Regions from separate parts of the Homo sapiens genome. Here region 1 is linked to region 2. A link is a loop called in an ENCODE intact Hi-C map of the cell type or tissue named here. Cell type or tissue: dorsolateral prefrontal cortex. All regions are shown on one strand. Links, peaks and the distances in the headings refer to the core of each region. The heading gives the core; the rest is flanking DNA.

What was found. Hi-C counts contacts between places; a loop is a spot of excess contacts. Peaks named below come from ENCODE experiments on the same cell type or tissue, not always from the same donor. Only the 100,000 strongest peaks of a DNase experiment are listed, where the experiment ranks them.
Region 1: a loop joins it to region 2, with 5 times the contacts of the local background. A loop is called at or near these places in 41 of 110 quality-filtered maps.

The regions. Positions count from the first base shown.
Region 1 is chr11:113,990,000-114,004,740 of GRCh38, forward strand. It overlaps HTR3A (5-hydroxytryptamine receptor 3A), which reads left to right. Exons shown (of 9, transcript NM_000869.6): 9 at 1-314. It overlaps LOC124902760 (a long non-coding RNA gene), which reads right to left. Exons shown (of 2, transcript XR_007062895.1): 2 at 5,962-6,071. Among named protein-coding and RNA genes, the nearest start is that of HTR3A, 22 kb to the left of the region's middle. RefSeq lists an enhancer at 1-95. In dorsolateral prefrontal cortex, for the core only: CTCF peaks have their summits at 4,547 (motif pointing right) and 4,747; DNase peaks (open chromatin) are centred at 2,332 and 4,543; H3K27ac peaks cover 1,510 bases.
Region 2 is chr11:113,889,219-113,904,258 of GRCh38, forward strand. It overlaps a transcript of HTR3B not described here. Among named protein-coding and RNA genes, the nearest start is that of HTR3B, 8.1 kb to the right of the region's middle. RefSeq lists a silencer at 6,556-6,756. In dorsolateral prefrontal cortex, for the core only: a CTCF peak has its summit at 7,275 (motif pointing right); a DNase peak (open chromatin) is centred at 7,263; H3K27ac peaks cover 1,731 bases.

The sequences.
Region 1 (14,741 bases), core at 1-8,000, 97 kb after region 2:
ACCATGGCTTTAAAACATGCTGTCTTAGATCAGGAGAAACTCGGGCACTCCCTAAGTCCACTCTAGTTGTGGACTTTTCCCCATTGACCCTCACCTGAATAAGGGACTTTGGAATTCTGCTTCTCTTTCACAACTTTGCTTTTAGGTTGAAGGCAAAACCAACTCTCTACTACACAGGCCTGATAACTCTGTACGAGGCTTCTCTAACCCCTAGTGTCTTTTTTTTCTTCACCTCACTTGTGGCAGCTTCCCTGAACACTCATCCCCCATCAGATGATGGGAGTGGGAAGAATAAAATGCAGTGAAACCCTAAACTCTCTTCTTTTTTTTTTCTTTTTTTGTATTTATACATTTTGCTTGTTTCTTTTTTTTTAAATTTTATTATTATTATACTTTAATTTTTAGGGTACATGTGCACGACATGCAGGTTTGTTACATATGTATACATGGGCCATGCTGGTATGCTGCACCCATTAACTCATCATTTAGCATTAGGTATATCTCCTAATGCTATCCCTCCCCGCTCCCCGCTAGACTCTCTTCTTAACCATTTGTCAGCAGCTTTGGGAAGAGGTTGGATGGTTAGAAGAAGAGATTTACAGTTAGTTAATCCCAACACTTTGGGAGGTCGAGACAGGCAGATCACTGGAGGTCAGGAGTTCGAGACCAGCCTGGCCAACATGGTGAAACCCTCCTCTACAAAAAGAAAGCCAAAAATACAAAAATTAGCCAGGCATGGTGGTGCATGCCTGTAATCCCAGCTGACTGGGAGGCTGAGGCAGGAGAATCATTTGAAGCTGGGAGGCAGAGGTTGCAGTGAGCTGAGATCATACCACTGCACTCCATCCTATGTGACAGAGCTAGATTCTGTTAAAAAAAAAAAAAAAAAAAGAAGAAGAGATTGGTGCCTCTAGGCCCAGGAAACTGGGAGATGACAAATAGGTTGAAAAGCATTTGCACAGGAAGGATAAACACCAACTTCATGATATTAGGGATCTGGAAAAGGAGTGGAGGATGAGACTAAGGAGGGGTATACAGGGATTCTCAGTTATATTAGTTTTTTAATTTAAATTAAATGGTGGGTTTGCAGTTATGTAAGTTACTCTTTGTACTTTAAGTAGCTGTTATAAGAAGAAACACTAGGAGGTGGGATTTAAGGTATGAGGGTCAGGACCAAGAACACTTAGCAATGGAGAGAAAAGAGGGGGAATCTCGGCTTTGCAACCCCTTGGAAAGATGCTGGAAGGGTCCACACAGCCCTGTTACCTGGGCTCATGATCTTTTAGTGAAGGTGGGAGCAAGCTCTCTCCCTGCAAGTGGATACTGCAACGGAATGGAGATGAGAGCTTCAGCACCACGGCCAGCACCAGCTGGTTTGGTGTTTGGTCATTGAATACTGTCTAACTGGCCGGTTGCTCCTAAGATGAACTAGGAATGAAGTTTCATCTGATACTTCCACTCCAGACATATGTGCTTTTGATTCTAGTTATCAGGGATTCATTAGAAATTTTATATTTATTTTTGCTTTGTTGATGGATAGAGATTAGGGTCTCCCAGCAAAAAGCAAAAGATTGTGAGGCTGGGGATTGGCCCTCACAATCGTTGTCTCCTGCTGAGCAGAGATTGGGCTAAAGATGGGGAGTGTTCATCACTTCTTTCTTGGGATGTCCCCTGGCCCCCATCTGTTGGAGCCTGGTCTGAGAACCAAAAGCTGCCCCATTCCACTAGGACTTGCTTGGACTAGCCATGCTGTTTGGTGATTCTCATGTCTCAGGCCAGAGGGATAGGAAGGTGAACATTCTGGCACTGTCAATGCATCACTGGTCAGTAAACGGGTGGCTACTGGCAAAGTGTCCAACCAGAGAGCTAGTAAGACACTAATCATCCTATTGATTCTCCATCTTTCTCTCCCCACCCTTCACCCACAGTCAATGGGGTGACAGAGCCCAGCATCGAGGCAGCCAATTAATCACCTTGAGAATGAGCCACCACATGTAACATCTTCTGCTCCAGTAGCTACATCCAATCAGCTCATAGATCTGGCATGTGGGCTGTGTTGCCCAGGTATGAGAAACTGAGGCCCAGGGCCAGAGACCCCCGCAGTGCACTAACTCCTGATCATCAGTACAAATCTTGGTCTTCTCCCAAGGAGACTTTTGCTCCATCGAGGGTATGAGAACATCCAGAATTTCCCTCCCACCTGTTATACCTCCTGGAAGCTGCTTCCTCCCCTCCTCTTGACACTTTAGCCAGTTGCCTCTCATTCTGTCCTAGCAGAGAGGAGACCAGAAACACTCATGTCTTTATAAGTGCTTCCGGGAAGCTTGCCAAGTCTCTTGCCCATCTCCGCTTCTCTCCTGCAGCCTTCTCTATTCACCAACAAGTACACTCAGTTCTCATTTCCTTTTCCCATTTACCCCGTTTCTCAGTGATGTTATTTCTACTAAAAAGATTCCATCAAAGGTGCTGAAAGTGCCCAGCCTGAACCCTTCTGTGAGTTTGTGACTGGCACTGCTTCAAAGCCATGGAGTCTGTCTCCTGCCATCCTGGAAAGGAGGCTGCCTTTCCTCTGGACGTTGGCAACCTGGCCTCAAGGATCTCAAGGGCACCTCCCAGGAGTGGACACTCAGTGGTTTTCTGAATAGCTCAGGCAGACTGGCTGCACTCAGAGGCCAGGATATGGGCATAGGGGAGATTCCCTTCAGAGAACACGAGGCAGAAAAGTTGCCTGGTTGGGTGAAGGAGGGGGAGGAAGAGCTTGCAGAGAGGTGCAGTTCAGCATTCACCAGCCAGATCCTCTTCCCTCCCCCACCTCCCCCCAGCTTCTGAATCAATACATTTTGAATCTAATCTAATAACAGAGATTTAATGAGGGGATAATGCATGTGGAGCCGCCAGGCGCTTTGTCTCTTCTTTCATGCAGCAGCTGGGGCCCATTATCTGGGGACAATGCCCCGTGCTAATCACTCCCTCTCTCTCCTCCCTCCCAAATGTTTGGGGAGGGGAGGTGAGCGAAAGAGGGCAGCTCCTCCCTTGATTGGAGGGAAGTGGAAGGGTGGAGGGGGGAGGATGAAGTCGAGAAGGTTCTGGATGGTTCCCACACAATAGTCTTGACCTGACGCCAACTCACTGGTCTTCTTCCCGGGCCACACTGTGCACCCTGATCAGTGAGAGGTTGGGGGAGCCCTACCAGTGCATACAAACAGCAGATAATTAATTATCAGCTGCAGTATCAGCTCTGGAAGTTGGGTATTTTTTTTTCTTTTTTCTAACTTGGTCCTCTATAATTTAAGCTATCCCATTGAGGCCTGTGATTGGCCAGCCCTGACTGTCATGGTTAGAGAATTAAACCCTGGTTTTAGAGACCAAGAATATCCCTCTCTGAAACAGAAGCCTGATCTATATTCTCTTTCTACTATCTGGAGGCATGGAGTTTAGACTGTAGGAAGAACTTTCTGATAATGCTATTACTAACATGAATTAGATCGGGAGTGGAAAGGGAAGGATTGGAATCTCATTTCCTAGAAGACTTTAAAAAGAGACCTTTATCTGTTGAGGTTGGGAAGGGGCAGATCAGGAAGAAGAGAAGATCTGCCTTGATTTCCTATCAGAGGTCCAGTTGGGAGGGCTCCCAGAGCTGGCACACCCAAAGCCTGACCACTCCTATTCATTTTTTGAAACATACTTATTGAGGACAGTGAAAGAGTGCCGTGTGAACAGGGAGATTCAAAACTTGAAATCTGGCCCCAACACAGGCTAGCTCTGAAACCCTGGACAAGCACTTAGCTGCCCTGTACTTCAATCTTCTCACCTGTAAAATGGGAATCATATTAGTACATGGCTCATAGGTGTGGTGGGGACCGTGCTCCCAATATGGAGCAAAAGTCCAGGAAATCATGAGGCTGTGGTGGGGAGACGGCTAGAGGCGTATCGGCCCTTCTCGGATGGCTCACATCTCATTCTGAATGGGTGAGAACTGCTCATAGGGCACTGTGGAGGAGAAGCCTTTCTCCTTCATGTCCCCATTTTACAAATGAGCGAGTGAGATGAACTGGTCACTCAGCATAAGCCCAGAGGGGGATGAAGCTCCTGTCCCTATCAGGCTGAATCCAGACCTCTGTGTCCAACACTTTCCTGACTCTTTTCTCCCATTACCACCTTCCCTCCTTTGCCTCTGCACACTCAGAGCTTCTTTGCACACGGTTCCTCCCTAAAACCACACCTTTGAGTTCCTGCTCTGGGAAAGCCTATGGGATACTGGCAAACTTTTCTGTGCTCCTCCTATGCAACACCACCTGCTGTGTCCCTGTATCTGCAAAGAGAGCTAAACTCTTGGCAGACAGACACATCATGAGTATGACAGCTGGGACTAGGGGAGCCTGGAAATTCACCACCATGAGCCTGGGAGAACTCCAACCCCCCCCTCCCAACCCCCGTCCCACTTCAGATGGAAAGAAGTATCCATCCTAAAGACCCCAGTGAGATGTCAATCTTTGGCCGGGGCGGCCACAACCCTGCCTTCTAAGTGGTTTCCACAAGGTGGCAGCAAAGTCCAGAAGTTCTATGGAGGGGCCTTTAGGAACTATTTTGTTGCCCCCTTCCGTCCCCCAGCCTCAAAATAAAACCCTCATCCCTCTCCAGGGGCCTTTGAAGCCCCCTTCCTTCAAGGCCAATACTTTCCTTTGGGCCATCATTAAGGACTGTGCTCCAGAGTGCTTTGGAGTGCTTTTACTCTATTCTGATGCTCTGGCAGAGGCCAGCCCCCAGTCCCCACCCCATCACACACCTGTGCCCATGCAGATCCCCCAGCAACTCAGCCTCCTACTTATGTGCTCACACCTGGACCTCACCTTCAGCTACACGTGTAGTTAGTTGCTCCAGCTATTTCCCTTTCTGCTGTTGCAATGAAGATATTGATGCCTGATGGCAAAGAAGGCCATTTTACCCCAAACCCACGTATACAGAGGCTACAGACTCTCTGCCTTTCTCTTCTGCCCATGTCTCTAAAGCCCCAACTCCAGCTCATCTCACACTGGCTTTGAGGTGCTCCTCAATGGTCCTAGGAAATGAGGGGCAAGAGTGAGGTGCTGCCCGGAGCAGGAGCTGGGGGAGGACGAGGTCCGTGGTTAGATGGGGAGGACGCGACCCTGGGAGATGTTCACTCATCAAAGGGCTCCAGGGCAAGGACTGGAGAGAGGAAGTTGGTTCTAGGTAGGGTTTTCGTGACATGATTGCCTCACCCATCCCATGGCAGGTGCTGTTGCTCCTGCTAGCTGTGTGGACTAGTTTCCTGTTGCTGCCGTAACAAGTCACCAATGTGAAACACAAATTTGTTATCATACAGTTCTGGTGGTCAGAAGTCCAACACATGGATCCACAGGGCTGTGTTCCTTCTGGGAAATCTAGGAGAGAATCTGTTTCCTTGCCTTTCCCGGATTCCAGATGCAAGACACCTGCACCTGTATTCCTCAGTTCGCAGTCCCTTTCTTCAGCTTCAAAGCCAGGAGCTCAGTACCTTTGACTCCTCTCTCTCTCTCTCTCTCTCTCTGTGTGTGTGTGTGTGTGTGTGTGTGTGTGTATCTCATCTCTGCTTCTCTGCTTTGCTTTGTCACATCTCCTTCTCTGACTCTCCTAACTCCATCTTTCCTTTATAAAAACCTTTGTGGTTATAAAGGGCCCATCTAGATAATTTAAAATAATCTCCTCATCTCAAGATTCCTAAATTAATTACACTACAAAGTCCCTTTCATCTTGCACCTTAACATAATCACATGTTCTGGGGATTGGGAAGTGGGCATCTTTGGGGGCCCATCATTCTGTCTACTATCCTGAGACCTTAGGCACTTTGCTTTACTTCCCTGTTTCCTCACCTGTAAAGGTGACATCATAAAAGCACTGCCTTATGGATTGCTGTGAAGAATAAAGGAGCTGATACAGGTAAAGGGTCTGGCACAAAGTAAATGGTTGACAAATTTCAACTATGGTTTTATTATTGTTCGTATGTATAAATCTAGAAGCTTCCTGCACAACAAAGTTGAGGTATGGTTCATCACAGACCCGTTGAATTAATACTGTAAAGGAAATAATACTTTTTATCAGGCATTTGTGTAAAATGGCAACTTTGTGGTGATGAATATTGAGTTCCTTTACAACTTTGTTTTTTTAGACAGAGTCTTGCTCTGTCACCCACGCTGGGGTGCAGTGGCACAGTCTTGGCTCACTGCAACCTCTGCCTCTGGGTTCAAGCAATTCTCCTGTCTCATCCTCCTGAGTAACTGGGATTATATTTATTTAATCTCATGCACCATGCGATGGCAATGAAGGTTTACCCAAAACCCATGTATACACAGGCTATGGAGGACTCTCTGCTTTTCTCTTCTGCCCATGTCTCTAAAGCCCCAAATCCAGCCCATCCCACACTGGCTCTGAGGTGCTCCTCAATGGTCCTAGGAAATGAGGGGCAAGAGTGAGGTGCTGCCCAGAGCAGGAGCTAGGGGAGGGCAAGGGTCCTCCCCCAGCCAGGTCCACACCTGGCTCATTTTTGTATTTTTAGTAGAGATAGGGTTTTGCCATGTTGGCCTGGCTAATCTCAAACTCCTGGCCTCAAGTGATCTGCCCACCTCGGCCTCCCAAAGCGCTGGGATTACAGGCGTGAGCCACTGTGCCCAGCCCCTTTATAACTTTAGAAGAAGAGAATAGAAAAGCAGAGTCATGGAGGTAATGATTCCAGGACACCAGACTGGCAGGAGACAGATGGTCAGGCCAAAGACGACCTCTGTCTTTTCCCTACCTCCTCCTACTCCCAGGATCTGCTCATCTTCCTGGGAAGATGAGGGGTTTAGATGGTGGTAAGCACTTTTTTTGAGCAGAGTCTTGCTCTGTCGCCCAGGCTGGAGTGCAGGGGCATGATCTCTGCTCACTCCAACCTCTGCCTCCTGGATTCAGGCAATTCTTGTGCCTCAGCCTCCCAAGTAGCTGGGACTACAGGTTTGTGCCACCACTCACAGCTAATTTTTTTTTTTTTTTGGTAGAGATGGGGTCTCACTATGATGGCCTGGCTGGTCTCAAACTCCTGACCTGCCTCAGCCTCCCAAAGTGCTGGGATTTCAGGCGTGAGCCACTGCTCCCAGCCCAGATGGTGGTAAGGACTTCTTGAAGCAAGAGGTGTTAAACACAGAATGGGTGTAGAATTATTCACTCAGAAGCCTTTAACAGAGACACCCACCCCTTCCAAGCCTCTCCTGTAGAGGCAGGAGATGGACAGGATGACCTCTAGAGACCTTCTGAGCTTCAGGTCCAGGAAATCCTGCCTTTCCATCTGCGTGACACCTAATCAAGGGCTCAGGCTCCAGCTCTGTGCACTCCATCCTTTCTTCTTGGTCAACCCTTCCACCCCCCCTGCCCTTTTCCCCCAAGGGCTCGTTTTTCTGGTTCTTACTAATGAAACTCAAATCCATATGGGCTTGTCTTTGGGCTTAAAATTCCCATGAGGTGTTCACTCCTAAAAGTCCCCTGAAGGTGAGCAGAGCATTTCTCCTCCTACTTTGTCCTCAGCCACGATGTGCTCTCTCAATGCCCTCTCCTACGTCTGTACTCTCCCAACAACTGTAATCCATGTGTTTATTGTTGGGTGATTTGTTTAGCATTTATCTGGCTCCCAGCCTGTAAGTCTTGGAGGCAAATATTTCACACCCTCTTTTCCACTCACACATCCCTTGACACACAGCTCACGCTTTGTATTTAGTGAGCATGGCAATGAATGAATGGACTGGGGCTGGGAACAGGGACATGGACCATGCAGAAGGAAGACCATATCTAAAACCCTTCTCTGGGCTACTCTTCAGCTCTCACCATCACTGCTGGTTTGAGTAGGGAGAAAAGAGTGGAGGCAGCTGAGAGTGAATCTTCTCTGAGACCCCTGAAGAAAATGAATCGGTGGCTCACGCCTGTAATCCCAGCACTTTGGGAGGCTGAAGTGGGTGGATCGCTTGAGTCCAGGAGTTTGAGACCAGCCTGGGCAACATAGTGAGACCCCGTCTCTACAAAAAATAAAAAAGTAGCTAGGCTCATCCCTCTAGTCCCAGTCCCTCAGGAGGCTGAGGCGGGAGGATGGATTGAGCCTAGCAGGTCGAGGCTGCAGTAAGCTGTGATCGTGCCACTGCACTCCAGCCTGGGCAACAGAACAAGTCCCTGTCTGAAATAAAGAAAAGAAAAGAAAACGAATCCTTTTCCCCCGGAAGTTCCACATTGTGCTCTAGTGGGTTTGGGGCTGTGTCTTCCAAAACCATGATCCCCTGTGGCAAGGACTTGACTGGATTTTACCCAGTGCCATATCGAGTCCTGCACGGTATGCTGGGCATAGGACAGAGGCTCAATCTTTGTAGAATTAATGAAGTGGGTGCTAGCGCAGGTTCTCTTGAAGTCCATTTCCTGTCAGGATGACCATAAAAGTTATCATCCAAACCGGAGAGTTTCTGTCCTGGAAAAAGAAGTGCATTGACAATTGCACATAGACGACGCCCTCAGGTGGGGCTGCCCCAGGCACGCAGGGCATACGGTGACGCTACCTCTCAGGTTCTCCCCTTCTTCCTCAGCTGAGACCAGAGCCCCAGCTGAGACCAGAGACCCAGCTGGTTGGGCTGTGAGCTTCTGATTCCCAGGGATTCTCTGACCTGCCCCCTAGAGTCAAGAGAACTCCGGCTAGGGGAGGAGGGGAGAGGTCTCAGCAAGGCCCTTTGTCCACTGTGGGGTCATGGCTTTTCTCCTGAGGTTCGCCTCAGGTCAGAAGAATTTCCTGTGGGGTCACAGGTCAAATGCCACATGTCCTCAACAGAGCTAGGAGGAGATCTAGCCCTGCCTCTGCCCTCCCCTCCCCCAGGAAGAAGGATGGGCTGATTCTGGAGCAGGAAGCAGCCGCTGAGAGGGTCAGGAGCCCTGGCCTGCAGGCGGGGAGGGGCTCTGAGGGAATCCCCTCTCCCTCCCCGTCACCCCACCACCCCCCACCGTCAGAAGGACAGGGTTCTGGTCACTCCCTCCACCCTTACCCAGAAGGCATCCTTGTACGTGGGGTGGGTGGAGGGGCGCTGCTGGCAAAGGGGACATGCTCCGTGGGGTGGAAAGTTGGCTCTATGGAGCTGAGTTGACAAGGGATCCCCAGATAAGCCATTGCCTTGAAAGTCTATTTTTCAATAATAATCCCATTTGTAGAGGAGAAACCCATATACTTCCCTGCAGAGTAAAGAGAATGCGCAATTGCTTTTGCTAAAGGGGGAAATAGATTTGGGTCTCTTCAGAGCTTCCTGAAAGCTCCCTGGGGGTTCCCAGAGTTTGAGGGTGAAACAGAAATCCCTCTAGGGCCAGGCCATATCTAAGCAGCAGCCCCTCTAAGGGGCCCGATGTCAGAGAGATGGTGGCAAACGGGGTAAGAAGCCCTGCGCCAAAGGTCTACTATGATGTATGCTGGGATGTGGGATCAGCATCACCATCTCCCGCTTGTGTCTGGGGCCCCAGCTTTACAGCATTGCTGTGTCAGGTTGCAGAGGTTGTGTACTGCACAGGCCTGGGTGCACCATTTACATAGACTCTGATGTGAATGGGCCCCTGGAGTTGTACCACTTAGGAAGCTCTCATCACATGGCTTTACACATGCTAGTTTCTCTGCCTAGAATGTCATTCTGGTAAGTTCCTACTCAACCTACAAGACCCAACTCAGAGTTCATCTCCTCCACGGAGTCTTCATGTCTTCCTCTTTGGCTCATGTATCATGCCCACACAGACTTCTGTTCTGTGACTTACTACACAGTGTTCCAATGATTTTTTTTTTTTTTTTTTTTTGAGACGGAATCTCATTCTGTCGTCCAGGCTGGAGTAGAGTGGTGTGTGATCTCAGATCACTGCAACCTCCACCTCGCGGGTTCAAGTGATTCTTCTGCCTCAGCTTCCCAAGTAGCTGGGACTACAGGCATGCACCACCATGCCTGGCTAATTTTTGTATTTTTAGTAGAGATGGGGTTTCACCATGTTGGCCAGGCTGGTCTCGAACTCCTGACCTCAAGTGATCCACCCACCTCGGCCTCCCAGAGTGCTGGGATTACAGGCGTGAGCCACTGCGCTCGGCCCCAGTGATCTATTTAAGTGTTTGTCTTCCCCACTCTTCTCAGAATCTTAACCTCCCCCATGTCCCTGCCTTCCTAGCACAGTGGCTAGAATATGGAGGCACGGAGTGAATAATGATGACTGAGTATTGGAGCTGGAAGGGCCTGTGGGGGATCCCGAACCCTTTTGTTGTACAGAAGAAGAGACTGCAGCCCAGGCAGGTGAAGTGTCTTTCACTTTTGCAGCAGATGGGAACATGCAGGATAGATTCAGGCAGTGATGAGCCCTCAGTACTGTGGACAGGGCAGTCTTACAGGAATGAGAGTGGTCTCTATTCTGAGAACCCTTGGAAACTGGGACCCAAACCTTCTTTTTAGTAGGTTACTCCCTCCTGTCCTCTTCTCTCTCTCCTCTCATTTCCATTGCTGGGTATTTTAAAGGCTATTTTGACTCTCTCTGTTGTAATAAGAAACTAGCAATTAACTATTATAAGGCTGTTTTACAATCGTGTGGAAGCCCCTTTTATCCACGTTGCTTTAAATGGTTACATCTTTTATCCCTAGTTTTCAGGAATATAAAACTTTACAGCGTTTGCTGCAAACCTTCATACTTTGCTTTGCGGTTTATTGCTCCCTCTGCAGATATATCTTTCACATAAATAAGACTTTCATCTGTACAGTACTGGGCTTCATCATTGCAGCTCCCTGTGATTTCATCAGTGGAACTTGGCCTTGGAGCACAAGGTGATTCACATGGAGCCCCCAGATCCCCTGTCCTCTGATCAGGGCTACAGCAACAACCCTGGGATGAAGGAGGTCATGGACTCCAGAGAGAGGGAGGCATGGTGCAGAGTCCTGGAGGGGGTTCCCCCCATTCACCCTGTGCCTGATCTGAGGTTTGGTTCCCCGGAGACACAGGTCGAGAGTGTCCTGGCTTCTCCCATCTTTGGGTGGAGAAGTCTTCCCTGGAGGTAGCTAGGGAATGGCAGAAATAGGCTTACTCAGAGCTCCCCGAGTCATGCCTGGGCAGAGGATGAACGAAGCTCATGGGCAGCCACTGCTCTGGCCATCTTGAGGTGCCAGTCTGAGGGGCAATCTGAGCAGAGGCACCATCTGGAACAGCCATGGTGGCAGGGAGGACCACACAGACTCCTGGGTTTGAACTGATTTTCTGTTTTACTGAATTTGGAGTGTTTGGATCAAACACAAAAATGGATGAATGAATAGCACCTCATATGGTGGCCATGAGAATGGCCTCCCCTGCACCCCCAACTACAGTGGGTGTAATGGATCAAGGACCCTAGCACTGCTCTGAAATCCATGGCAGCCCATGGCTGCTTTTGTGCCAAGGCCATGCTGCTCCTAGCCAGTGACTGAGCAGGACAGGGATGCTAAGGGAGGCCTATTCCTGGGAGACAGGGGACTCCTCTGAGGGCTGACAGGCTGGAGGACTCCCCAGTGGCCTTGCCAAAGCTTCCTTATGCTGCCTGGCAGTCTGGGAAGATCCTGCCCAAGCTTCCTTCCCTCCCTCCTTCACTCACGTCAGCACTGCATCGCTGTCTGACAGCTCTCACAGCCTTCCTTGGCTCCCTCCCCATTTCCCTCACAGGCTTTTGCCCTAATAAAATCCTTGCACATTTAATCCCGTCTTGGCATCTGATTCTCAGAGGACCTGGAATAGAGCATCTCTCATTTACATAAAGAGAGGACATTGTATGTATGAGTGTCACTGTTAGAGATTCTGTGTCTCCATATTGTTTGTGTAGATAGTTGTTAGGAAGACACAGAGACAGGTAGAAGTGGCGTGTAAATGTTTATTTGCAGTGCTGGAAGCAAAGGTGTATGTACCTCTAGGTATAGACATACGTAGGTGGGTATAAGTCAATAGCTATAAATATACTTTTAAACTTGTCATCCAACACTTGGGAATCAAATGCTAATTAGCTGGTGTTGTTATTATATATGTGGGAAGAGTAATGCATGTGTAGCTATAATAATAATCTAACATATACATCTTTATTTATACACATGATTTTACTTAATCCTCACAACAACTCTGAGAAGTTCAATTATGATTTCTATTTCACAGTTGAAAAATGGAGGCCAAGAGAGGTATTCCAGTAGCAAGTGGCAGAATCTGGATTCTTCTGCAGATAATTGTATGTATATTAAGCTAAACAATTAATGTGCATGCATAGAGAGGAACAGGTGGGATAGGTGGATAAAGTGTATGTATCTGAACATATGTGGCAGCTATGTGTGGACCAGCAAATAGATTAGGATATATAAACTTCTTCCTACAATCTTGTCTGTAACTCAGGACTGAGGATATGATTGTGTTTGAACCTGAGCTCAGACTGTGTTTGAACCCCAGCTCAGACTGTGTTTGAACCCCCAGTTCTGAAAACTTATTTCACTGCTCAGCAGTGAAAAACCCCATTGCCTCCTCTTATTCATCTCATCACCTGGATTCAAGGAATCCATGAGTTAGCTCTAGCACTTGGCATCGTCAGTAGCAGATAATGATGCATATATCACTTTGTGTTTTGTATAATTGTTCTCACGTCTTGTTTTCAAAACTAAACTGCTCTTGCTAAGATCAATACAGACTTCCTAGTTGTCCAATCCAATGGAAACTTTTCAGTGCTCCCTCTCTGTGACATTAACAGTGTTGAGCACACTCTCCCAAATCTCTTCTCTGTGGCTCCTTTGATGCCACCTTGTTCTGACTTTCTTCTCCTCTATCTGGGCGCCTCCCTCTCAGTCTCCTCTTGGCTGCCCTTTGTCCGTTCTGAGGCAGACACTACTTGTTGCCTACCTAACAGTTTTCTTCCCTTGCTCCTTTCTGATGGAATTCTGATTTTGGCCAAGCATCCCCCTTCCTCTGAGTGGCAATGGAGTTCCTGAGAGTTGAGCCCAGTCCTTGCAATGAATCCTGGTCAGTCTAAACTACCGGTTCTCAAAATGTGGTCCAGAACTAACAGCATCCACCTCAGCTGGGAACTGTTAGAAATTTGAATTCTTGGCCGGGCGCGGTGGCTCATGCCTGTAATCCCAGCACTTTGAGAGGCCGAGGCTGGTGGATCACAAGGTCAGGAGATTGAGACCATCCTGGCTAACACAGTGAAACCCCGTCTCTACTAAAAATACACAAAATTAGCCAGGCGTGGTGGCAGGTGCCTATAGTCCCAGCTACTCGGGAGGCTGAGGCAGGAGGACGGCGTGAACCCAGCAGGTGGAGCTTGTAGTGAGCTGAGATTGCGCCACTGCACTCCAGCCTGGGCGACAGAGCCAGACTCTATCTCCAAAAAAAAAAAAAAAAAAAATTGAATTCTTGAGTCTCTTTTGAGTCCTACTGCATTGAAAGCTCTGGGGGTGGAATCCAGCAACCTGTGTTTTAACCAACCCCAGGCCATTCTGATGCGTATTCAAGTTTGAGAACCACTGGTCCAAGCCAATCATGGTGAGTGAGTGGTCTCGTTCCCCTTTCCAGTAATTGGATTAGGCACGGATATGATAAAATTTTTGCAAATGTGAGATGAGAAGCTTGCTGGAGGAGAAGGTCTCAGAGAGATTTCTTTGCTTCTAGAAGAGACATGAAGAAGAGATGAGCCCTCTTCATCTGATGAACACTGTGGTGCCGACGTGGTGCCTGGGACTGTGGTAGCCAGGTTTGATAGTGAGGAACAGCCTACAGGCAAGCCAGCATGTTGAGAATGGCAGAGCAGAAAGATGGAAAGGGTCTTCTATGGGCCGAATTGAGTGCTCCCAAAAGGAATGTTGACATCCTCACCTCCAGCACCTCAGAATGTGACCTTATTGATATAATAAGTAAGACCATTGCAGATGTAATTAGTTACACTGTCTTACTCGAACAGGGAGGGCCCTGCATGCAGCATGACTGGTGTAACAAGAGGAGAGAGACACTCCAGAAGAGGAGGGCCGTGTGATGGCAAAGGCAGAGGCTGGAGGGGTGCATCCACAAGCCAAGAAATGCCAAGGACTCCTGGTAACGCCAGAAGGTGGAAAAGTCCAGGAAGGATTCTCCTCTGCCAGTTTCAGAGAGAGTGTGGCCCTGATGACACCTTGATTTTGACGTCTAGCTTCCAGAACTGTGAGAATACATTGTGGGTTTAAGCCATCCAGTTTGTGGGACTTTATTATAGCAGCACTGGGACACTAATACCAGGACCTCATGATCTAGAAACTAACCCTACAGACACCCTGGACTGAGACCGCTTGTTATGTGAAATAACTTTCCTTATCATTGAAGCTAGTTGAATAGCAGTATGTTTTTGTTTTTCAATTACTGGCTTGCTACAGTTTTCTGACTGATAACCCTTAGGTCTTCGTGTTCCTCAGGGTCTGCTCTTGGTCTCCTCTCTTCTAACTTTACAGCTGGGGAGACCTCATCCACTCTCACAGCTTCAGATACCACCCAATGGGCTCCTAACCCTCAAATCTGTGTCCCCAACCCAGACTGCACTGTTGAATTACATATCTAGTTTCTATCTAACATCGTCCCCTGGAGATCCCCCTCAAACTCAGCATGTGCGATTTCAATTTGCTATCAACCCCCTCCTACAAGCTGTACTTTCTATGTTTCCTGTTTCAGTGAATGTCACAACTACCGACTTAGGGGTCCCA
Region 2 (15,040 bases), core at 3,406-11,405:
AGGGTCTTCTTGCTGAGTCATCTCATGGCAGAAGGCAAAAATTAAAAGGAGCTCACATGAGAGCAAGAGTGGACAAGAGGGGCTTACCTTGCTTTTTATCAGGAACCCACTCTTGTGAAAATGCCATTAATCCATTCATAAGGGCAGAACCCTCATGGCCTAATCACTGTCACTCAGGCTGGAGTGCAGTGGCCCAATCTCACTGCAACCTCTGCCTGCCAGGCTCAAGTGAGGTTCCCACCTCAGCCTCCCAAGTGGCTGGGACCACAGGTGTGTGCCACTACATCTAGCTATTTTTTTTTGTATTTTTTTGTACACATAGGGTTCACCATATTGCCCAGGTTGGTCTTGAACTCCTGGGCTCAAGCGACCCACCTGCCTTGGCCTCCCAAAGTACTGGAATTACAGATGTGAGCCACTGCACCTAGCCTGTCCCATCTGGGTGAGCCACTGCACCCAGCCATTACCATCACAATGGCAATTAAATTTCAACCTGAGTTTTGGAGGGGACATTCAAACCATAGCAAGATGTTGGGGGTCTCTGTGTTGGTTTTCATAAAAACTAAAAATCTAGGCCAGGCACGGTGGCTCACGCCTGTAATCCCAGCACTTTGGGAGGCCGAGGCGAATGGATCACCTGAGGTCAGGAGTTTGAGACCAGTCTGGCCAACATGGAGAAACCCTGACCAACATGGCGAAACCCTGTCTCTACTAAAAACCCAAAAATTAGCCAGGCATGGTGGTGTGTGCCTGTAATCCCAGCTACTAAGGAGGCTGAGGCAGGAGAATCACTTGAACCCGGGAGGTGTAGGTTGCAGTGAGTGGAGATCACTCCGTTGCACTCCACCCGGGGCAACAAGAGTGAAACTCTGTCAAAAAAACAAAAACAAAAACAAAAAAACCCTAAAAATCTAAGCCACTTTATTGATATAATGCCTCATCTGTGTCTTGAACTCCTGGCCTCAAGCAGTCCTCCTGCCTTGGCCTCCTGACGTAAGTGCTGGGATTACAGGCATGCGCTACCATGTCCAGCTGAGACCTCATCTTCATCTTTAACTGAGCTATAAAGAGCTTATTTTCCCTTTTCTAAATGACAGATTGAAAATAGTTTTGTTGGGCCAGGCACAGTGGCTCAAGCCTATAGTCCCAGCACTTTGGGAGGCCGAGGGGGGGCGGATCACGAGGTCAGGAGTTCAAGACCAGCTGGGCCAACATGGTGAAACCCCGTCTCTACCAAAAATACAAAATTTAGCTGGGCGTGGTGGCACACACCTCCAATCCCAGCTACTCAGGAGGCTGAGACAGGAGAATTGCTTGAACCTGGAAGACAGAGGTTGTAGTGAGCAAAGATCGAGCCACTGCACTCTAGCCTAAGCAACAAAGTGAGACTCTGTCTCAGGAAAAAAAAAAAAAGAAGAAAGAAAGAAAAAGAAAGAAAATAGCTTTGTTCTCACAAAATAATTGAAATTTTTTGTTTGTTTGTTTTTGTTTTTGTTTTTTTGAGACAGAGTTTCATTCTGTCGCCCAGGCTGGAGTGCAGTGGTACAATCTTGGCTCACTCCAACCTCTGCCTCCCAGGCTCAAGTGATTCTCATGCCTCAGCCCCGCGAGGAGCAGGGACTACAGGCATGTGCCACCACGCATGACTAATTTTTGTTTTTTCATTTTTTGTTTTTGAGACAGAGTCTCGTTCTGTCACCCAGGCTGGAGTGCGGCTCACTGCAGCCTCTACCTCCCGGGTTCAAGTGATTCTCGTGCCTCAGCCTCCTGTGTTGCTGGGACTACAGGCCTGCACCAACACGCCCAGCTAATTTTTGTATTTTTAGTAGAGATTGGGTTTCACCATGTTGGGCAGGCAGGTTTCAAACTCCTGACCTCAAGTGATCTGCCCACCTTGGCCTCCCACAGTGCTGGGATTACAGGTGTGAGCCACCACGCCCGGTCTAACTTTTTTTCTGAGACAGAGTCTTGCTTTGTTGCCAGGCTGGAGTGCAGTGGCGCGATCTCAGCTCACTGCAACCTCCACCTCCTGGTTCAAGTGATTTCCCTGCCTCAGCCTCTCAAGTAGCTGGGATTACAAGCACACACCACCACGCTCAGCTACTTTTTGTATTTGTAGTAGAGACAGGGTTTCACCATGCTGGCCAGGATGGTCTGGATCCCCCGACCTTGTGATCCGCCCCCCTCGACTTCCCAAAATGCTGGGATTACAGGTGTGAGCCACCACACCCAGCCAAACTCAGCTTTTAATTGTTGGTTAATCGCTCTCTGTTTTTCTTTATCTTTTTCCTGAGTTCAAGTCAACTCAATAGCCATACCCACTCAATTCCACTGTTTTTTTTTTTTTTTTTTTTTTTTTTGGAAACAGAGTCTCGCTCTGTCGCCCAGGCTGGAGTGCTGTGGTGCGATCTCGGCTCACTGCAAGCTCCGCCTCCCAGGTTCATGCCATTCTCCTGCCTCAGCCTCCTGAGTAGCTGGGACTACAGGCGACAGCCAACACACCCGGCTAATTTTTTTTGTATTTTTAGTAGAGATGGGGTTTCACGTGTTAGCCAGGATGGTCTCGATCTCCTGACCTCATGATCTGCCCACTTTGGCCTCTCAAAGTGCTGGGATTACAGGCGTGAGCCACCGCGCCCGCCCCTGGGTCCCATCTTATACCATAATGTCAGAATCTATAGAGATGGGACCCAGGTCATTTAAAAATACTCGATGAGCCTCATGTGCTGCCATGCTTGCAGATTACTTGCTTAGACATCACAGCAGTATAACTTAGACTTCAGATTTTAAAATTTCATATTTTATTCTTAAAATATGTGGTCAAGATAGGAACCATGTGACTCTGGTAAAATTATGGCAAAGTCATCAACAAATATTTGGGGAAAGAGCTTTTTCCAGGAGGCGTAATATTTTTTTTCTTTCTTTGAGATGGAGTCTTGCACTGTTGCCCAGGCTGTAGTATAGTGGTGCGATCTCGGCTCACTGCAACCTCCACCTACTGGGCTTAAGTGATTCTCCCGCCTCAGCCTCCCAAGTAGCTGGGACTACAGGCAGGCGCCACCATGCCCGGTTAATTTTTGTATTTTTAGTAGAGATGGGGTTTCACCATGTTGGCCAGGCTGGTATCGAATTCCTGACCTCAAGTGACCCGCCTGCCTCAGTCTCCCAAAGTGCTGGGATTACAGGTGTGAGCCACCGTACCTGGCCAGGAGGAGAAATATTAACTTGAAAAAAGCAATGCCGGGTGCGGTGGCTCACGAGGTCAGGAGTTCGAGACCAACCTGACCAACATGGTGAAACCCCGTCTCTACCAAAAATACAAAAATTAGCCAGGCGTGGTGGCACACACCTGTAATCCCAGCTACTTGGGAGGCTGGGGCAGGAGAATCGCTTGAACCTGGGAGTGGGAGGTTGCAGTGAGCCGAGATCGTGCCATTGCACTCCAGCCTAGGTGACAGAGCGAGAGTTCATCTTTTAAAAAAAAAAAAAAAGCAATAAACCAGCCTGGCCAACATGACGAAACCCTATCTCTACTAAAAAATACAAAAATTAGCCAGATGTGATGGTTATGATCCCAAGGATGCCTGTGAAACCAGGTACTCAGGAGGCTGAAGCAGGAGAATCACTTGAATCCCAGAGGCGGAGGTTGCAGTGGGCCCAGATCGCACCACTGCACTCCAAACTGGGTAAGAGACCGAGACTCCGTCTAAAAAAAAAGTAAAAAGCAACACAACACATAATTAGCCAGGTGTGATGGCATCGTCTGTAATCCCAGCACTTTGGGAGGCTGAGGTGGGAGGATCTCTTGAGGTTAGGAGTTGGAAACTAGCCTGGCCAACATGGTGAAACCCCATCTCTACGAAAAATACAAAAATTAGCCAGGTATGGTGGTGGGTGCCTGTAATGCCAGCTACTCAGGAGGCTAAGCCCCAGAATCGCTAGAACCGGGAGACGGAGGTTGCAGTGAGCTGAGATTGCGCCACTGCACTCCAACCTGGATGACAGAGTGAGACTCTTTTTTGTTGTTGTTGTTGAGATGGAGTCTCACTCTGTCGCCGAGGCTGGAGTGCAGTGGCGCGATCTCAGCTCACTGCAACCTCTGCCTCCCGGGTTCTTGCCATTCTTCTGCTCAGCCTCCCGAGTAGCTGGGACTACAGGCACCCGCCACCACGCCCAGCTAATTTTTTTGTATTTTTAGTAGAGACGGGGTTTCACCATCTCAGCCAGGATTGTCTCCATCTGGGATTACAGGCCTGAGCCACCGCGGCCGGCCCAGAGTGAGACTCTTGTCTCAAAAAAGAAAAAGAAAAGTGTTAATTGTATTTCTGTATGTTTGGGCTCTGCAAAGTTAATCATCAGGTTACTGGAAATTTAATTGTCTTCTTTTAAATTTATTTTTATTTTATTTATTTATTATTATTATTTTTTGTGATGGAGTCTCGCTCTGTCACCCAAGCTGGAGTGCAGTGGCATGATCTCGGTTCACTGCAACCTCCACCTCCCGGGTTTAAGCGATTCTCCTGCCTCAGACTCCCAAGTAGCTGGGACTACAGGCACAGTCACCATGCCCGGCTAATTTTTGTATTTTTAGTAGAGACAGAGTTTCACCATGTTGGCCAGGCTGGTCTCTTGACCTCGTGATCCGCCAGCCTCAGCCTCCCAAAGTGCTGGGATTACAGGCGTGAGCCACCGCTCCTGGCCTATTGTTATTTTGGGGGGCCAAGTCTTGCTCTGTTGCCCAGGCTGGAGTGGAGTGGCACAATCTCTGCTCACTGCAGCTTCCGCCCCCTGGGTTCAAATGGTCCTTGTGCCTCAGCCTCCCCAGTAGCTGGGATTACAAATGCATGCCACCACCCCAGCTAATTTTTGTATTTTTTGGTAGAGACAGGGTTTCAAGACTGGGTGTGTCTCACATCTGTACTTCCAGCACTTTGGGGGGCCGAGGCAAGTGGATCACTTGAGGTCAGGAGTTTGAGACCAGTCTGGCCAAATGACAAAACCCCATCTCTGCTAAAAATAAAAAATTTAGCCGGGCATGGTGGCAGGCGCCTGTAATCCCAGCTACTCAGGAGGCTGACGTTTGAGAATCGCTTGAATCCAGGAGGTAGAGGCTGCAGTGAGCTGAGATTGCTCCACTGCACTCTAGCCTGGGTGACAGAGCAAGACTCTGTCTCAAAAAAAAAAAGAAAAGAAAAGAAAGAAAGAAAGAAAGAAAAGGGACAGGGTTTCGCCACGTTGGCCACACTGGTCTCGAACTTCTGACCTCAAGTGATCCACCCGCCTCTGTCTCCCAAACTGCTGGGATTATAGGCGTGATACCATGATGCCTGGCCTTAATTGTCTTCTGAAGGAATAAGAAACTTAGTGCCTCCCGTGTGTCTGTGCTGTCTCTGAAACAGAAACTGATAGTGGTCTTTCTAGATCTTTTCAGACCTCCGTTCCTCTTCTGCACTCCCTCTCTTGGCTTCCCTGCACTGTGGCTTCCAAGGCCCACACCTAGGACTTTTGTTGGAGACGTCTCCTTGGCTACTAAAGCTTTGTCTGCCCAGGAAAAGACCAGGAAATATCTGGGAGTTCACTCCCTGTTCCCCTTAGCCAACAGCTGACAGGTGGGAGTGAGAGTGTGCAGGCCAGCTTCCCTTGTGTGGTTTTCACTGTCAAGTTTCCCTGAGGGTTCAAGCTGAAACCACGCTCCCCTTTCCCAATTTCTATTGGGAGTATTTCTAAAATTGATTGCTTGTACACAAAGCCTTATTATAGGTATGTTTCAGGGAAACCTAATCTAAGACAGTCAGCGTTACAGAGTTTTATCCCTCCTGTCAATATTAAAATTTGATATGGCTTTTAATTTTTTTAACTTTTAATTAAATTTTTATTTGACCAAGAGAAAACTGTCTAGAATTGTCTGACATTTAAAATCCACTTAAACAAAGCAGATTACCACCTTCAAGCATCACAATTATTCAGCATAAAGAACCTTTGTTGAAACATCTTTCTCATTTATTTAGGAGGAAAAATAAATCTAGAACAGAACCAAACAAAACTTTTTTATTTTTATTAAAAAATTCCAATTCTTAAAATACCATGAACCATCTACTGAAACTGTACTTCAACAAGGGGCAGGATTTATCTCAAGGCCATGTTCACCTGCAACCTGCTGATAAATCTCTTTTAGAAAACTTAAGTGGCTCTACTGCGATTATTGACTTGTGTCTGCTCCACTTGACTGTATGCAGATCGAAAGCAGGGTTGGTGCCTTCATAATCTCTAAATAATCTGAACATGGAAACGACTGCTTTGTGCTTTTAAAGAGCTCATATACTTCTAGTCCTGTTCCCTGGGGCATCCTCTGAAACCTGATACACCAGTCTGCCTACCAGGACACTGTGTTACTGGCCCGCTGGGTGGCCAGAGACGAGCTTTACTCTACTAGAAGACGCAGTTAGTCCCTCTGGGGTCCTATCTTCGTAGTAAATCCCTGATATGGCTTTTAATAATATTGTTTATAACTTTTCAGATGTGCAGAAGACTTATTCCCATTCTTAGGAAGACAGTAGGAAAGTTACACTGTAACTTTCACCCGTTCACCCTCTCTTCACCCAGCTGAATATCAGTATTCAGCATAAATGCCATTTGTGAAAAGTCACTGAGGCTGGGCATGGTAGCTCACACCTATGATCCCAACAATTTGAGAGGCTAAGGCGTCTCAGGAGTTGAGCCCAGGAGTTCAAGACTAGCCTAGGCAACATAGGGAAACTAAAAAAAAAAAAAAAAAATTAGCCAGGCATGGTGATACTTACTTGTAGTCCTAGCTACTCTGGAAGCTGAAGTGGGAGGATCACTTGAGCCCAGGAGGTCAAGGCTGAAGTGAGCTATGATCACACCACTGCACTCTAGCCTGGGTGACAGAGCGAGACCCTGTCTCAGGAAAAAGAAAAAGAAAAAAAGAAGTTACTGAGTCAGTTTCCCAGGAAACTTGGGAGCTCCTAGGGACCAAGAGTTTGGAAGAATTGCAGTAAGGAGGTAGGAGGAAGGAACTGGCCGGTCATAAGCTGTGTGAAAACAGATCGAATGGGTTGGTGTGGATTGGTGCTGGTGAACGCAAAGAGGAGAATTTACAGCAAAGACGAATAGTGGTGACATGAAGAGAGGCCTGAAATGACTTTGAAATCATTTGAAAGTGCACTGTATAATAAAACTTAAAATGAGTTGGCATAGTTTTCTGGGGTTGCGCAGAATTGGTTAAGGCAGGCACGACAGCCACCACAAGGTGGTGCTCTGATTATATTCACAGCCACCAACTCGAATTTCCTCAGAGCTTTACAGTTCCCCACTCTGCTCTCAGTCTTTCTGGGCTCTAACTAGGGGTCTGTCACACTCCAGCCATACTCAGCCAGCCTATTATTAGTGCCAAGCCTTCCTCCTGGCGCGATGACAGTGTAAATTTCAGCAATGGCAGAAGGGGGACAAATACAGCTGTTGTGCATTTTAGAATAATTGCTATAGGCCATTTGGAGACAGATTTATAATAACAGCACTTATACAGACTTATACAATATTTCACTTTCCTATTTTATCCCCGGTCAACACTCTGCATCATGAACTTTTGAATTCTTTCAACTCATGTGAGTCTAGAATTATCTTCCCCCAATTTTACAAAGTGAGGCTTGCACCCTCCCCCCGACCCCGTTCCCAGAAGGCACCATGCACTCTCATCTCAACCTCCAGCCCTTTCATGTGCAATTCCTTTTGCTGGGAGCTCCGTTCACCCTCTCCCCACTCAGATGAATATCAGTACTCAGCACAAATGCTATTTGTGAAAAGCCTCCACCTACTCCCACTCCAAGTCTGGGCTCCTTTCTTTGCCTGGGTCCTCTCCAGTTCATCCATCTATAGGCGTTTCTCTCAAAGATTTCTTATCTGTCACCTCCAATCCACCTCTCCCCAGCTTTCTTATCCATAGATTGTCAATGTCTATCACAATTTCCTACTTACTAAGTGGATGAATGAATGAATAAATAAATAAATTTCTAAAGGATCAAAGATCTTTCCTCATCTTGAGTCATAGCAGAGATGGAAATATCCAGAGATTTACACCTGAACCAGAACATCTCACTGGCTGCAGTAATTGACTGCCTTTCCCCAGAAAATGTCTAAATGGGTCTAAATGGAAATGTTGGGGGCCCTACAGTGAGCCATAGATCAGGGGAGATCCCCCAGTGCTGGCACAGCAAGACTTCAAGGCCCATAATCTGTGCAGAAGATCTAAACAACATAGTGTACAGGGTAAGACTGTCTGTCGTATATTGTAGTCTCACTAAGCGGTTTCTTGGAATTGATGTCATTGGGAGCGTAAACAGAAGCAGCAAGCTTCTGTGTTCCTCCAAGTTCCTTCCACCTTCTATTTTCCTCTAGCTTTTGGGGTACATCTTACCCCCAAGGACTGTAAAATCTCTGAACTTGGAGTACACTCTGAGTGAGTCAAAGGGACTCATGATCTGCCTGCACCGGTGTCTCATGTTTGTCTTTTGCACTAATTGCTCCCTGGTTCTGGAGCAAACCAAATAAAGGCAATCTTGCTTCAGAACCAAGTTGTCATTCTCACCCATCCTTTGTGAAATGGGTGGTGAGTGTATCTCATCTTGGATGTGGTTATGAAAAGGCTGGATTCCTCTTGGCATCATCTTTCTGGCATAAGCCAGAATTCTTTTCTGTTCATTTGTTAATTCTTTCTTCCCTGTTTTCCTCCCATCTTTCTGGAACACTCAATGAACACTTACTAGGTGCCAAGCTCTACGATGGAGATATAAAGCTGAATAACACAACATTGCTCCACCTTCAAGGTATTCACCAAATTCTAGACTGACAGAAAAGTAAACAAATACTTATAACACACCTGAATGAGTACTGTAATGTAGGAATATATGAGGCCTTGTAAGATCAAGGGAGTGGTCACAGCATGTAGTTAGATGTTTTGAAAACAGCTGGTGGGAGGGGTCCTGGTGGGAGTGTTTGCTGATTTCCATGTGACAAATTTTGTCATTATGACTTTCTTCCTTTCTTTCTTTCTTTCTTTCTTTCTTTCTTTCTTTCTTTCTTTCTTTCTTTCTTTCTTTCTTTCTTTCTTCCTTTCTTCCTTCCTTCCTTCCTTCCTTCCTTCCTCTTTCTTTCTTTCTCTTTTTCTCTCTCTCTTTCTTTTTCTCTTTCTTTCTTTCTTTCCTTCTTTCTTTCTTCTTTTGAGGCAGAGCCTCACTCTGTTGCTAAGGCTAGAGTACAGTGGCACAATCACAGCTCACTGCAGCCTTGACCTCCCCAAGCTCAGGTGATCCTCCCACCTCAGCCTCCCAGCTAGCTGGGGCTACAGGCACGCACCACGATACCCAGCAATTTTTTTGTAGTTTTCGTAGACACAGGGTTTCACTACGTTAGCCAGGCTGGTCTTGAACTCCTGGGCTCAAGTGATCTGCCTGAGTTAGCCTTCCAAAGTGCTTCCAAGGTGTGAACCACTGCTCCTGGCTGACTGATTTCAATTTACCAACTGATATCACTGGAAACAAATGAAAAAACAATGGTCTTTTTGATCAGTGAGAGCTGGCTCCAGCACGTGACCATGATTTCAGCCTTGTGAGACCCTGAGCAGATCTGTTCATTCTGTTCCTGGACTTTTGACCTACAGGACTGTGAGCTAGATGAGTGCTGTTTTAAGCCCATAAATTTGTGGTAATTTTTAATGCAGCCGTAGAAAACTAACTCAATGCTGTTTAAACCCTCTTTAAGGATGTGAAAACTAAGGCTTAGAAGCAGTAAGGAGTTTGACCAAGGCCATGAGCATCTAGCAAGCGATGAAGCTAGGATGCACAATGAGGTAAGTCTGACTTGAAGGCCTGGGACCTTATATCTTATGCTCTATGACCTCCCATAGAAAACCATGACACAAAAACCACGAAAGGCCAGAACCATGAGGGACTCCATTCCCTTGTTTATTTGTTTACTTTTTAAGGACCGTAAAATGTGCATTATTATTAAAAATGAAATTCTAAGCTAGAGGAAAATCGAATGCTGAGTGTGTCTTTGGACTTGAGGTGCCTCCTCTGTGGTTAGCTTGATATTGATTTCAGAGGAAAACACTGTGGAGTAACAGAAATTTCATATGGGACTCTACTCATTAAATGTTTGAGTTTGGCTGGAATGTCCATTTCTGCTTTTTTCCTCCAGCCTGACCAGATGTGCTCAGAAAATTTGGTTCCCCGAATATGTACATCTGTCAAAATTCCTGTCAATTTTAGCATGACTGCCAAGGGAGTGAACAAAGAGAGTTAGCGATTAACTTCAAAGAACTTTGTTGGAGAGGAATAAAGATATTTAAGGCCTATTTTTTGAACTAATTGCATTTGCATATTTATGGGATTTACTGGTATAGCAGTAATTAAAAACTATTTAGTAGTCTTAAAGGACGCATAACTCAGTTGCTGTTTGCATAATAAACACTTCCTTATTATGTTTGCATAATAAACCCTCTCCCCTTGCTTCTTCCAAAAGACATCGGTCGATCTAATAGGTGCCATATCTTACTTGAAAATAATGGAGAAACAGAGTGCAAAGGCTCATGGGGATGTGAAGTGGGGACTTCTAAAAGAAATATATTTTCAGGTACTTTCTTAATGATGGGCTTGGCCTGAACTTCTGTAAGAGAATCGCAGATTCAAATCCCAGATTAAGTCTTTGTTTCTTTTACCCAAGTAATGCCACTTAAGAAGTCCAAACACGTTTGGGTGAGGTGGCTTACACCTGTAATCTTAAAACTTTGGGAGGCCGAGGCAGGTGGATCACCTGAGGTCAGGAGTTCGAGACTAGCCTGGTGAAACCCTGTATCTACTAACAATACAAAAATTAGCCGGGTGTGGTGGCATGCACCTGTAGTCCCAGCTACTCGGGAGGCTGAGGCAGGAGAATCACTTGAACTTGGGAGGCAGAGGTTGCAGTGAGCCGAGATCACACCACTGCACTCCAGCCTGGAAAACAGTGCAAGACTCCATCTCAAAAAAAAGAAAGAAGTCCAAATGCCTAGCCCCTCATGATTCCAAATTTTGACTTACATATACTGATCTGCTGGAAAGGCTAGAATGAGACTTACCCCCACACTCATCCTTCCAAGGATGATGTCTGGGGAATTAGCAGAAACAATGCAGATAAAAAGCTTTCTCTGGGTGGATGTATTAGTCTATTCTCACACTGCTATACAGGCATACCTGAAACTGGGTTATTTATTTTATTTTATTTTGTTTTATTTTTTGAGATGGAGTTTTGCTCTTGTTCCCAGGCTGGAGTGCAATGACGCAATCTCGGCTCACTGCAACCTCTGCCTTCTGGGTTCAAGCGATTCTCCTTCCTCAGCCTCCTGAGTAGCTGGGATAACAGGCATGGGCCACCATGCCCAGCTAATTTTGTATTTTTAGTAGAGATGGGGTTTCACCATGTTGGTCAGGCTGGTCTCGAACTCCTGACCTCAGGTGATCCACGAGACTGGGTAATTTATAAAGAAAGTGGTTTAATTGACCCATAGTTCTGCATGGCTGGGGAGACCTCAGGAAACTTACAATCATGGTGGAAGGGGAAGGGGAAGCAAGGCAACATCATCCATGGTGGAGAGAGAGAGAGAAGGGGGAAGCGCCACACTTTTAAACTATCAGGTCTCATGAGAACTCACTATCATGAGAACAGCAAGGGGAAAATCTGCCCCCATGATCCAATAACCTCTCACCAGGCCCCTCCTCTGACACATGCGGATTGAAATTTGAGATGAGATTTGGGTGGGGACATACAGCCAAACCATATTAGTGGATGAAAAATGCTGTATGTAAGATAGTGAGGAGGGACCATTTTTGTGAAAAACTGAAGGGTGGGGAGAGGAGCAATACCAAACCTAAAAGAACTGAGTATGAGCTGGGTGTAGTGGTGCATGCCTATATTCCTAGCTACTGGGGAGGCCAAGGCGGAAGGATCACTTGAGCTCAGGAGATCAAGACCAGCCTGGGCAACATACCAACACCTCATCTCTACTAAAAAGAGAAGAAATTAGCCAGGTGTGGTGGCACACACATATACTCCCAGCTATGGGAGGCTGGGATGGGAGGATTGCTTGAGGCTGGGAGATGGAGGCTACAGTGAGCCATGATCACACCACTGCATTCCAGCCTGGGCGACAGAGTGAAACTCTGCCTCTTAGGGAAAAAAAAAAAAAAAGCTAAAAGTACTGAGTAAACAAAGTCCAGACAGGACACTAAGATTAGAAAAAGAAAGATCTAAGCCAGCTGACAGTACAGAGCAAGGCTGTCAAGGAAAGATCAGGAAGCATTGTATATAAACTACTTTGAAGACAAGTCACTCATACAAAATCATTGCCATCTTGACAGAATTCATCAGCCAATAAAGAGCCATAATGGGCAGGATTACTAGACTGTTGTTAAGTTAGCTAATGAAAGTTGTAATGTACCTGTATTACACATCATTAGTAATGGCCTTCCAGTAACAGATGGGCATATCAGAAAGTGCAAAGAAAAGGGAGGGAAGCACGTCCCCAGAAGGTTTGACTTAGAGTCATAGCTTACTACAATGCATGGCAAGAATGCAATGTCGATCATCGCCTCAATTAAACCTTTGCATAAAGGGATGCTTCTGCATTGCTTTCCCATAAAAACTGCTACCTACATAGCTATATTGCCTGTAGCTTGCCTTTCTCTTGTCCTAATTCATCCCATAAGTAGAAGCTGACAATTCAAAGAACTGATAGGAAGAGCTGAGACTTTGAGGGCCAGATCAGTCCTCTATGATCTTCCCTCTTGATGAAGCCCCATTTATCTGCCCACCCTCTCTAAAGAGTATTTCTCAGATAAACTTTCCATAACTGTGTACCAAAGTTCCTCCACCAAGTTACATTTAAATTACTCTTTCTTCTGAAATATTTTCAAATGTATAGCAGAATTGGATGGATAGTACAAAGAATTCCCCTAGACCCCCACAATCATTTGAGAATAAGTTAGCGACATGATCAACATGATGTGCCCTGTTTTTGTTTTTTGTTTTTTTTTTCTTTTCTGAGACAGAGTCTCATTCTGTCGCCCAGGCTGAAGTGCAGTGGTGTGATCTCGGCTCAGTGCAACCTCTGCCTTCTGGGTTCACAAGATTCTCATGCCTCAGCCTCCTGAGTAGCTGGAATTACAGGCATGTGCCACCGTGCCGGGCTAATTTTTGTATTTTTAGTAGAGACAGGGTTTCACCATGTTGGCCAGGCTGGCCTTGAACTCCTGATCTCAGGTGATCTACCCACCTAGGTCTCCTAAAGTGCTGGGATTACAGGCGTGAGCCACTGTGTGCGATCTTCCCTCATTCTTGAATACTTAGTGTGCTGGTCTTACAAACAAGGACATTCTTTTGCATAATCTCTATACAATTAAAATCAGGAAACCAACATTACTACATTGCCACATTACTACCATCTAATCCACATACCTCATTCGAGTTTCAATTCTTCCCAAAATGTTCTTTATAACAAAAGGATCCAATTCAGAATCAGATATTGTGCTTGTGTCTCTTTAGTCTGATAGGTTCCTCAGTCTTTCCTTAACTTTTATAACCTTGGCACTTTTGTGTGTGTGTGTTTTTGTTTTTGAGACAGGGTCTACCTCTATTGCCCAGGCTGGAGTGCAGTGGCACAATCACAGCTCACTGCAGACTCTATCTCCTGAGCTCAAGTGATCCTCCTGCCTCAGCCTCCCAAGTAGCTGGGACTACAGGAGTGCACCACCACATTAAACTAATCTTTTATTTTTTTGTGTGGAGACAGGGTATCCTTATGTAGCTTAGGCTGGTCTCAAATTCCTGGGCTCAAGCAGTCCTCTTACTTCAACCTCCCAAAGTACTGGGATTACAGGTATGAGCCATTGCACCTGGCCCACCTTGGCACTTTTGAAGATGCCTGCTGTTTTGTTTGTCCCACAGTATGCCACTGTCTCATCTGGTGTTTCCTCCTGAATAGATTCAAGTTATGAATTTTTGGCAAGACTATACCGGAAGAGCTATGGAAGCTAGGTGTGCTTGTTACTATTGGGGTGTCATTCTCCTAGGCTGCTAAGTGGACAGAGCTAGGGAATATATGCATGTATGAACATGTGCAAACACACATTACATTTGTATTTATTTCTTTTCTTTTCTTTTTTTTTTTTTTTTTTTGAGGCGGAGTCTCCCTCTGTCTCCCAGGCTGGAGTGCAGTGGCGCGATCTTGGTTCATGGCAACCTCCACCTCCTGATTCAAACAATTCCCCTGCCTCAGCCTCCCGAGTAGCTGGGATTACAGGCATGTGCCACCACGCCTGACTAATTTTTGTAGTTTCAGTAGAGATGGGGCTCACCATGTTGGTCAGGCTGGTCTCAAACTCCTAACCTCAAGTGATCCACTGGCCTCGGCCTCCCAAAGTGCTGGGATTACAGGCTTGAGCCACCACGCCCAGCTTATTTGCAATTATTTATATATTTAGCAAATGTACTGAAAACCATGGGTTCACACTGATACCTCCAAAACCAAGTCAACACCAAATGGTTATCTTAGTTTTCTCTCTTTCTGTGTATACCACTCCCTTCACCAACAGTAAGAAAGCAATTAGGCTACATTTTATTGGTAGATGAAAATTAGGTGTAGAACTTCATGGATTCTAAACAAAGGGACTGAGTGATTAGGAGAATAGGAATCAAATATATACTTTCCCCCCTTCGGTTGGCTCTGTGAAAATTTATATCAAAATTTGCCTCTATAATCTCATTTTTAATAAAAAAGCAGGCAGATGTTGGAAATGGTATTTGTTTTTTCTTTCTAGAGCATCTGGGGGTGTCTAGAAATGGAAAATAGTGTTATTGTATAGAATTATGCATCATGTTCCTTAGTAATGAAAAATGAATGCGTATTCAATCAAAAAGTGAAAAAAAAACTTTTATTAAATGATGTTGAACTTTGTTTTCATCTTCAATAAGCCTAGAAGCATCCTTT